Linked DNA regions of Homo sapiens: region 1 is linked to region 2. The links are chromatin contacts, found by Hi-C or POLR2A ChIA-PET in ENCODE. All regions are on one chromosome and are shown on one strand. The core of a region is the stretch at or near the end of the contact, and the rest is flanking DNA. Distances in the headings are between cores, read along the strand shown.

Region 1 (4,869 bases), core at 1,919-4,418, 1.0 Mb before region 2:
GAGACTGTCCCACCCCATCCTACTCACTAAAGTGCTCAATAACCCCCTCTCAGGAGACTCTGAACTATGCCCCAGTGAGTGTCTCAGGCGCATTTTACTCTGCAAGTTCTTACACCATCTCACTGGGGTCAGTTTTTTGCGGTTTGTTTTTGTTTTTGAAATGGAGTCTCACTCTGTCGCCCAGGCTGGAGTGCAGTGGCGTGATATCCACTCACTGCAACCTCCGCCTCTGAGGTTCAACTGATTCTCCTGCCTTAGCCTCCTGAGTAGCTGCGATTACAGGCCTGTACCACTACACCCAGCTTTTTTTTTTTTTTTTTCGTATTTTTAGTAGAGATGGGGTTTCACCATGTTGGCCAGCTGGTCTCGAACTCCTGACTTCGTGATCCACCCTCCTTGGCCTCCCAAAGTGTAGGGATTACAGGCATGAGCCACCATGCCTGGCCCTCGTTTTTGTTTTGTTTTGTTTTGTTTTCTAGAAATTTTTTACTATTTTTCTGTTCTCTAAAGGAAACCAGGAGGCAGAAATTATTTGTTTTCTCCTCAATACTGGTATCTGATTGACTGACCAGCAATGTGTCTTTAAGAAATGAAAGCTGGGTTGGGTGAAGACAATATTAATGTCTCATAAAATTAGCTTTAAAAAAAAAAGTGCACTAGGAAATGCCTTTTAGACTCAGGGCATCCACCTGCGCACTTGGGACGCTACACTCAATACCTCAGATTTTCCTATGAGAGAATATGACCCAGAAGCTGATATTTACTAGACACTCTAAGCAGACATAGCCATGGTGGGTATCTTCGTTTATCCCAATACAGTACTGAAACCCAGGTCCAAGAAAACCGAATGGTGACTGAAGACACATCACACTATAGTTTCCAAAAGGAAAACTTGACCCAAAAACATTCTGATAAGATATCTGTGACTAGGGAAGATAGAAGAAAAAAAAACGCAGAGATATTTTACAATACAGTGTCAGGAGATTATTCTTTGCTTTCTTCTCATAGGAAATATTTACAAAAAGAAAACAAACCTTTTTAAATGTGCCATCAAATGCTTTGTCAAAAAATGATTAATTGGCCGGGTGCAGTGGCTCACGCCTGTAATCCCAGCACTTTCGGAGGCCAAGGCGGGCGTATCACCCGAGGTCGGGAGTTTGAGACCAGCCTGACCAACATGGAGAAACCCTGTCTTTACTAAAAACACAAAATTAGCCAGGCATGGTGGCACATGCCTATAATCCCAGTTACTAGGGAGGCTGAGGCAGGAGAATCGCTTAAACCTGGGAGGCGGAGGTTGCGGTGAGCCGAGATCGTGCCATTGCACTCCAGCCTGGGCAACAAGAGTGAAACTCTGTCTCAAAAAAAAAAAAAAAAAAAAAAAAAAAAAGATTAATTGGCCAGGCGAGATGGCTCACGTCTGTAATACCAGCTCTTGGGGAGGCTGATGCAGGCGGATCGCTTGAGGCTAGGAGTTTGAAACCAGCCTGGACAACATAGTGAAGCCCGGTCTCTACTAAAAATACAAAAATTAGCCAGGCGTGGGGGCGGGCGCCTATAATTCCAGCTACTTGGGCGACTGAGACAAGAGAATCATTTGATCCCATAAGGCAGAGGTTGCAGTGAGCCTAAATCACACCACTGCACCACTGCACTCCATCCGGGGTGACCGAGCAAGCCTCTGTCTCAAAAATTAAAATAAATAAATAAATAAAAATTAAAACAGGTATCAAAATCTACCCTAAAGGACAAATAGATGATAAAGTGAATTAGGGAGGGGACATTGGCATTTGGGAATGTCAGACAAAACGGGAAATTTAGTATTTTCCTGCAAGCCAGAGTTAGGCTGGAGGAATAGGGGATGAGGGGTGGACTTGAGGCCCTGCTTGGGATACATGTGAAAATTTCAGGAAAAAAGCAGTCCCCTGTGGAGTGTGAAAATAATTAAGTGGCAGGCAATTAGATTGAGGTGGCTCTAGTCCCCGGATTTCTACTTCTAAAAAAAAAATCTAAACTCAAGAGCATTTTTTGGTAAATTACTACATTAGCGGAAACAAAATTCTTGCTTAACCAAGAATAAGCTGACAATTAAGCTCTGATTACATAACCAGGATATTCCCACCTTAAATGTAAAAATTAAGAAACGAGGCTGGGCACGGTGGCTCACGCCTGTAATCCTAGCACTTTCGGAGGCCAAGGTGGGTGGATCACCTGAGGTCAGGAGTTGGAGACCAGCCTGGCCAACATGGTAAAACCCCGTCTCTACTAAAAATAAAAAAATTGTGGTGGCGGGCGCCTGTAGTCCCAGCTACTAGGGAGGCTGAGGCAGGAGAATCGCTTGAACCCAAGAGGCGGAGGTTGCAGTGAGTCGAGATCACACCACTGCACTCCAGCCTGAGCAAAAAAGTGAGACTCTGTCTCAAAAAAAAGAAAAAAAAAAAAAAAAAACGACAACCTAGATTGCTGTACCTAGCCAATTATTGAATTTGGTTTTCTTTATCATGAACCTTGTAACAATCTTTTCTTCAGGCCCCTTCCATGGACCACAAAAGTACAAACCACAGCTGGGTGTGGTACAATTTTTGAATCATTCTTTTATTAAAGTATTTAATATTTTTGCAGTGACGCCCATAAATTTTTAATGGGAAAAAAGAGGGCCTGGGAACCCCACAGACCAAAGCTCTTCCCGTTCATGAACCCGCAACCCGAGTCAGGATTCTCCCCTGACGACCCTCCCCGGGTCCCTGAACAATCTGGGAGAGACGCGGGGCTGCGGGTCCACAGCTGCCCAGAGAGGGCTCCAGGACAGGGCACAGTCACTGCGCAGGGAAGAAACAGGACTCCTGGGGGTCTGGCTGTCAGCGCAGCCGCCATCTTATTTCTGAAGGGGACTGAGGTCGAGCTGGGCGCAGATTGTGGAGCTGACTGGGGGGAGGCCTGAGTCCCGCCACAGCCGCTTCCCACCAGTTCCAACCAGCCCCCTCCCCTCTCTCGGGATGTCGGACTGGCATTCTCACCATTTCTAGGCTTCTAGGGGGTCCTGGCATCTTAGCTGTGGATCTCCAATACCTGCTGGTAACAGCGCCACAGAGGCTGGGCCTCTAGGAGCAGAGGACACAGAGCAGTGAAGACAGACCTGGGACTCCGGCGACAGCGAGAGACAAAGGCCCCGCCATATCCCGGAAGCCGCTTTGTCCAGTCCAGCTGTGTGCCTGATTGGACAGTTCCCAGCCCAACGTCCCTAGTTGGATAACGTTTAAGGCCCCGCCTACTCAGACCCTGAGTGATAGAAGATGTGATCACACCCTAGGCTGAAGAAAGAGTGACAGCCTAAGCTGCAGCCTTATCGGGCAGGGCTTCCTCCCTGAGCTGAGCCAGGCCCACCCCAGAGCATGGGAAAATTCTATATCTTTTTTGCTCTCTCTCTTTTTCAATGTATTCAAAATGTGAACAAACATATTTTATGTATATTAATAATACATATAATTTTTGTTCAAGAGAAAATCAACTTTTACTTTAGTAATAATGTATTATCAGCACTAAAGCTAATTTGATAAACCGTTATAAGTAAATCCATCAGCTGGGCGCGGTGGCTCACGCCTGTAATCCCAGCACTTTCGATGGCCAAGGCGGGCGGATCACATTAGGTCATGTGTTGGAGACCAGCCTGACTATCATGGTGAAACCTCATCTCTACTAAAAATACAAAATTAGCTGGGCGTAGTGGCACGTGCCTGTAATACCAGCTTCTCGGGAGGCTGAGGCAGGAGAACTGCTTGAACCTGGGAGGTGGAGGCTGCAGTGAGCGTGGATCGCGTCATTACACTCCAGCCTGGACAACAAGAGTAAAATTCCGTCTCAAAAAAATAAAAGAAAAAAAAATTAGCTGGGCATGGTGGCGCACGCCTATAACCCCAGCTTCTCGGGTGGCTGAGGCAGCAGAATTCCTTGAACCCGGGGGGCTGAGGTTGCAGTGAGTCAAGATCCTGCCACTGCACCCTAGCCTGGGCGACAGAGCGAGACTTTGTCTCAAAAAATAAAATAAAATAACAAAAATAAAGTCCATCAAATTTGTCTTTTTGACCATTCTAGATTTTTATACATATTTTATGATCTCTTATACTTTTTTTTATTTTTTATTTTTTGTCTAGACGAAGTCTAGCTCTGTCGCCCAAGCTGGAGTACAGTGGCGCCATCTTGGCTAACTGCAACCTCTGCCTCCTGGGTTCAAGCGATTCTCCTGCCTCAGCCTCCCGAGTAGCTGGGATTACAGGCGTGCATCACCAAACCTGGCTAATTTTTTGCATTTTTAGTAGAGACGGGGTTTCACTATGTTGCCAGGCTGGTCACGAACTCTTGGCCTCAGGTAATCCACCCGCCTCAGCCTCCCAAATTACTGGGATTACAGGCGTGAGCCATCGTGCCTGGCCATTTTTTAAATTTTTATGTTGTATTTTAATCTACATTATTTTTATATTTTCAATTTGAAACAACCTTTAAATAATTTCAAAGTAGACAAAATGTTTCTAACTTTCTTCATCAAAAGCATATTTTGCTTTTGTTTATACACTGTTTTTTTATTTCCAGGAGAGGCTTGCTCTTTCGCCCAGGCTGAAGTGCAGTGGCGCAATCTTGGCTCACTGCAACCTCCGCCTCCCAAGTTCAAGCGATTCTCCAGCCTCAGCCTCTGGAGTAGCTGGGACTACAGGTGTAAGCCATCATGCCCGGTTTATTTCTGTATTTTAAGTAGGGACTGGAATTTGCCTTGCTGTTCAGGCTGGTCTCAAACTCCTAAGCTCGAAATGATCCACCTGCCTTGGCCTCCCAAAGTGTTGGGTGTTGGGATTACAGACGTGACCCACTGCGCCT
Region 2 (4,917 bases), core at 2,197-4,696:
GGAGGCTGAGGCAGGAGAATCGCTTGAACCCGGGAGGCAGAAGTTGCAGTGAGCCAAGATCGCACCATTGCACTCCAGCCTGGATGACAGAGGGAGACACTGTCTCAAAAATAAATAAATAAAACAAAAATTTTCACGTAAGAGAAGTGGAGAATAAAAGAAGGATTTCACATCTAAAGCATTTGTTTCCTTTATAAAACCACAGCCCCTTTTCATTTGAATTGTCCAAAGATGTCTGACAGCACTAATACACTTACAGAATGAACCAGGAACAATGGCCTCTCAGGTGATAAGGAGGCACAACGTTACCTAAACCCAGTTTATTCTCAGCTTTACATGGTAACCCCTCTCAAGAAGTACTGTTAGCTGTGTGAACCGTATTCATTGGACAAGGCCAGAGGAAAGCGTGTTTACTGCAACACAACCAGGAGCCTGCAAATCAAACTGGGGGCGGGAAGCACGTAGGAGGCTTCCATAACCAAGACACTGGTGGCTATCCTTGGTTGTCACTTAAAACTTCAAGGTGGCCAGGCCTGGTGGCTCACGCCTGTAATTCCAGCACTTTGGGAGGCTGTGGCGGGCGGGTCTTGAGGTCTAGAAATAGAGACCATACTGGCCAACATGGTGAAACCCCATCTCTACTAAAATTACAAAAATTAGCCGGGTGTGGTGGCGTGCGCATGTAGTCCCAGCTACTAGGGAGGCTGATGCTGATGCAGGAGAATCGCTTGAAGGAGGCAGAGGTTGCAGTGAGCTGAGATCAGGCCACTGCCCTCCAGTATAGTAACAGAGCGAGACTCTGTCTCAAAAAAACAAACAAGCAAAAACAAACTTCAAGGTGAAAGGCATCTATTTTCCAGTTGGCTCAGAGGAACTGACAGATACTAGAATTCAAATGTCTTTTTCTTTTCTTTCTTTCTTTCTTTTTTTTTCTTTTTTTTTGACAGAGCGAGACTCTGTCGCTCAGGCTGGACTGCAGTGGCGCCATTGCAGCTCACTGCAACTTCCCTCTCCCAGGTTCAAGGGATTCTCCTGCCTCAGCCTCCCAAGTAGCTGGGACTATAGGCGCGTGCCACAGCGCCTGGCTAATTTTTGTATTTTTAGTAGAGCTGGGGTTTCGCTGTCATGGCCAGGCTGGTGTCGAACTCCTGACCTCAAGTGATCCACCCGTCTCTGTCTCCCAAAGTACTGGGATTACAGGCGTGAGCCACAGTGCCCAGCCTGTAATAGTTTTAAACTCCCCTTCTCATAGGGACAGGCCACCTCCACACACCCCCTCTTACTTCACAGGCTCTGTCCCTAAGGTTTACCTGGGGGACTGTCTTCCTCCCATCTCATTGGCTCTCCAAGAGAGTCCAGCTCACACTAAAACCTACCCTAAGATGGCAATTTGTAGACACTCCTCCATCCTCACAGCACAGTGGGACTTATGGAGAATGCTGCCCAATCCCCTTTCCTCAACTGACGTGAAGGGGCAGGTGGCCAGCCAGATAGATGTTCAGTGACCTAACAGGTCCAGCATGCCCAGGGTCTAGCCCCACAGCCTACCACCTCTCCCCCACCTGGTCTTCCCTCCAGCCTTTTTTCTTCTGTCACCAATGACAGGTGATGTTTACCTGTGCCACACTCTCATGAGCCTAGAAACTGGCATTGGTTGGCCGGGTACGGTGGCTCATACCTGTAATGCCAGCACTTTGGGAGGCCAAGGCGGTCAGATCACTTGAAGTCAGGAGTTCAAGGCAAGGCTGGTCAATATGATGAAACCCTGTCTCTACTAAAAATACAAATATTAACCGGACATAGTAGCACGTGCCTTTAATTCCGGCTACTCCGGAGGCTGAGGCACAAGAACTGCTCTAACCCAGGAGGCGGAGGTTGCAATGAGCTGAAATCATGCCTCTGCACTCCAGCCTGAGTGACAGAGTGATACTCTGTCTCAAAAAAAAAAAAAAAGAGAAAGAACCAACCTGGTGTGGGTAAACCCCAGCTGGGTGCCTGTAACTCCACTCTCTTGCTTCCCACTCAAGTGGCATTATAAGCATAACCTTAAATGTGATCTAATTTATGCATATTCCTCTCTTAGTAACATTTCTGACAACAGCCCTCACAATCAAATGAGCCTGGATTACAGAAAACGTGTGTGTTTAAAGCCTGAGGCAGCAGGTTTTGTGTGTATGTGTGATTCTCCTGCCTCAGCCTCCCAAGTAGCTGGGACTGCAGGCACGCACCACGATGCCCAGCAAATTTTTGCATTTTTAGTAGAGATGAGGTTTCACCATGTTGGCCAGGATGGTCCTGATCTCTTGACTTCATGAGCCACCCACCTGGACTTCCCAAAGTGCTAGGATTACAGGCATGAGCCACGATGCCCCGCCTATTATTCTTTTAGAGATGTATTTTCATCTTTCTACTTTTTTTCTTTTCTTTCTATTTTCATAATTTCTCCCTTTCTGTCTCTTTCTTACTGTCCTTCCCTTTTTCTTCCTGTGTTTCTCTCTTCCTTTCTTTTTCTCTGTTTCTTTTTAACATTTCCTCCTTGTAGAACCTGGTCCCTAACTTCCTTCATTCCCTCCTGTCTTCCTTCCTGCCTTTCTCTCAACATTCCTACCTTCCTCCCTTTTTTTCCTCCTCTCCTGCCTTCCTTCCTTCCTACTACAGGAATGTGGCATCATGCCTGGCTAACTTTTAGTAGAGGCAGGGCCTCACTATGTTGTCAGGGCTGGTCTCAACCTCCTAGGCTCAAGTGATTCTCCCACCTCAGCCTCCCAAAGTGTTGGAATTACAGGCATGAGCCACCATGCTCTGCCCTCTTTTATTTTCTTCTTTTTTCTTTGTATTCTTTTTTTCCCCTCTCTCTTTCTTCTTTCCTTTTTTCCTTCATTTCTTCCTTTTTCTTTTTGTGTCTCTCCACCTTTTTCCTTCCTTTTTCATCTTCCCTTTTTCTTTTCATTATTTTCTCTATTTTTCTTTTGATATTTCTTTCTCTTTCTTCATTTTTTTTCTCTCTCTTCTCTTTCTTTTTTTTTTTTCTGTTTTATTTCCTTCCTTCCGTTCGTCGTCTGTCCGTCTTTGTGTGGATTCTGGGACAGTCTCCTCATTCTGTATCTCCCTGTGTCCTAAACCACCCACTACCGAGTCCTGGTCATTCTTTCTCCCGCTGAGATGCATCTCCAAGCATCTGCAAACACCCACACCCACGGGTTGTCTTTGACTGGACTCTGTCGTGGTCTATGCAGAGCCACGTATCGGGGATCATTTCTGGGGTCGGGTGGATCCATTTCGCCCACGAGCTGCCCTTGCCATCTCGATCTGTCTTGTTGACGTTCGCGCTGGTTGTCGGGCTCCACTGAGGCCACCTCTCTAAGTTCTCTTGTCCTCCGGAGCTCCAGCGGCAGCTGCCGAGGGAGGGACCGTCCCCGCTGTGAGCTGGGCGGAGCTCGGGAAGGCCCGCAGCCTTCAGCTGAACTGTCTCAATGGGACCAGAGCTCTGGCGCGTCCCTTGTGAGTCGGAGGTCGGGCGCGCAGGGCTGTGGCTTGGGAGGCTGTCCCCGCGCTCCCAGCCCGAGCCGAGTGTGGGGCTGCCCCGGCTGATCCCAAGCGCACTGCAACTGCCGAGGCCCGACCCGCAGGACCCACCAGGCCTGACGCAGGGGGCCAGGGACGCCCACGCTGGTCCCGACTGTCTGAGGCGCCTGCCGAGTTTATTCCCAAGTCCCCATGGAGAGTCAGGGGCCGTCCTGAGCCATCTTCTGAGGTCCCGGGAGGGGTGGGCTCGGGAGGGGTTCGCCCGAGGGCTTTCCGAGCGCCGAAAGGGACGGCGTGCTGCGTGGTGGGTGCCTTGGGTTGGGGGGCTCCCCTGCTTGGCCTCCCACCCCTCTGGTTCCTGGCTCCTCCCCTCATTCCTGGGAGTGGGGGTGGTGGCAGCTCGATCCACCGGCTGGGATAGGGCTGGGGAAGCATGGTATGGATGGTTCAGTTGCAGGTGTCCGGGGGTGTGGCCCGGCAGGCCCCATCCCAGGTATGGCTGTGAGGGCCCGGGGGTGGCAGTCTGGGTCCCTGCCCTCTCCCACCCCGCGGGTGGGATGGTCACCGGGGGGGCAGTCCCTGCGCTTGAGCCCTTGCTCCTCTTTCCACCGCCCACATCGATCAGCAGATGGGGGTTGGGGGCGCGGTGGGAAGGAAGGTTGGCGACTTAGATGCCAGAAAAACAGCTTCAGGCCGCGAGCGCCACCCTTGGCCTGTAGGGTGGATCCGCTGGGCCTCTACCTGCTGGCTTCTCAGTCCGGCCGCCGGGTCCACCAGATGTCGGCCAAGAGTGTAGGACTTGGCCACCAGCTTGAAATATTTAAGACGGACCAGATGGCTCTCCTCGGCTGCAGAACCGCTAAGATCCAGTAGAGGGTGCGATTACTGCTCACTGCGACCTCCACCTTCCCGGGCTCACCCAGGCAATCCTTTCTTTTCGGCCTCCGAGTAGCTGAGGCTCAGGGGATCTTTCTGTTTTTGTTTTCTTTTTTTTGTTTTCCTAGCCCCACTTCAAGTTTGTTTCCACAGTACATTGAGTTGCTGTTTTTTGTTTGTTTGCTTGTTGAGACGGAGTTTTGCTCTTGTTACCCAGGCTGGAGTGCAAAGTCGCGATCTCGGCTCACTGCAACCTCCGCCTTTTGGGTTCAAGCGGTTCTCGGGCCTCAGCCTCCCGAGTAGCTGGGATTACAGGCATGTGCCACCACACTTGGCTAATTTTGTATTTTTAGCAGAGACGAGGTTTCTCCATGTTGGTCAGGCTGGTGTCGAACTCCCGACCTCAGGTGATCAGCCCGCGTTGGCCTCCCGAAGTGCTGAGATTACAGGCGTGAGCCACCGCGCCTGGCCGCTGTTTTATTTTTATTTATTTCTTTCTTTTTCTGTTTCTTTTGT

The links. Hi-C counts contacts between places; a loop is a spot of excess contacts on that map. ChIA-PET counts read pairs that join two places held with the same protein, here RNA polymerase II (POLR2A). Pooled maps may share reads with other maps.
Region 1: a loop to region 2 is called in a map with no recorded cell type, with 4 times the contacts of the local background. The contact joins the promoter of ZNF254 here to the enhancer-like site in region 2. A Hi-C loop is called at or near these places in 1 of 37 single-sample maps with no recorded cell type and 4 of 50 pooled maps. POLR2A ChIA-PET finds 5 or more read pairs at or near these places in 2 of 52 experiments (WTC11 and common myeloid progenitor, CD34-positive).

What each region holds. Positions count from the first base shown.
Region 1 is chr19:24,085,486-24,090,354 of GRCh38, reverse strand. It overlaps ZNF254 (zinc finger protein 254), which reads right to left and starts at 3,168. Exons shown (of 4, transcript NM_203282.4): 1 at 3,018-3,168. The coding sequence starts at 3,047. RefSeq lists enhancers at 2,793-2,882, 2,943-2,992, 3,043-3,122.
Region 2 is chr19:23,069,905-23,074,821 of GRCh38, reverse strand. No RefSeq gene overlaps it. Among named protein-coding and RNA genes, the nearest start is that of LINC01858, 11 kb to the right of the region's middle. Within about 2 kb of position 3,446, at least 2 of the 41 ENCODE cell types and tissues checked have a DNase peak (open chromatin) inside an H3K27ac peak, as active enhancers do.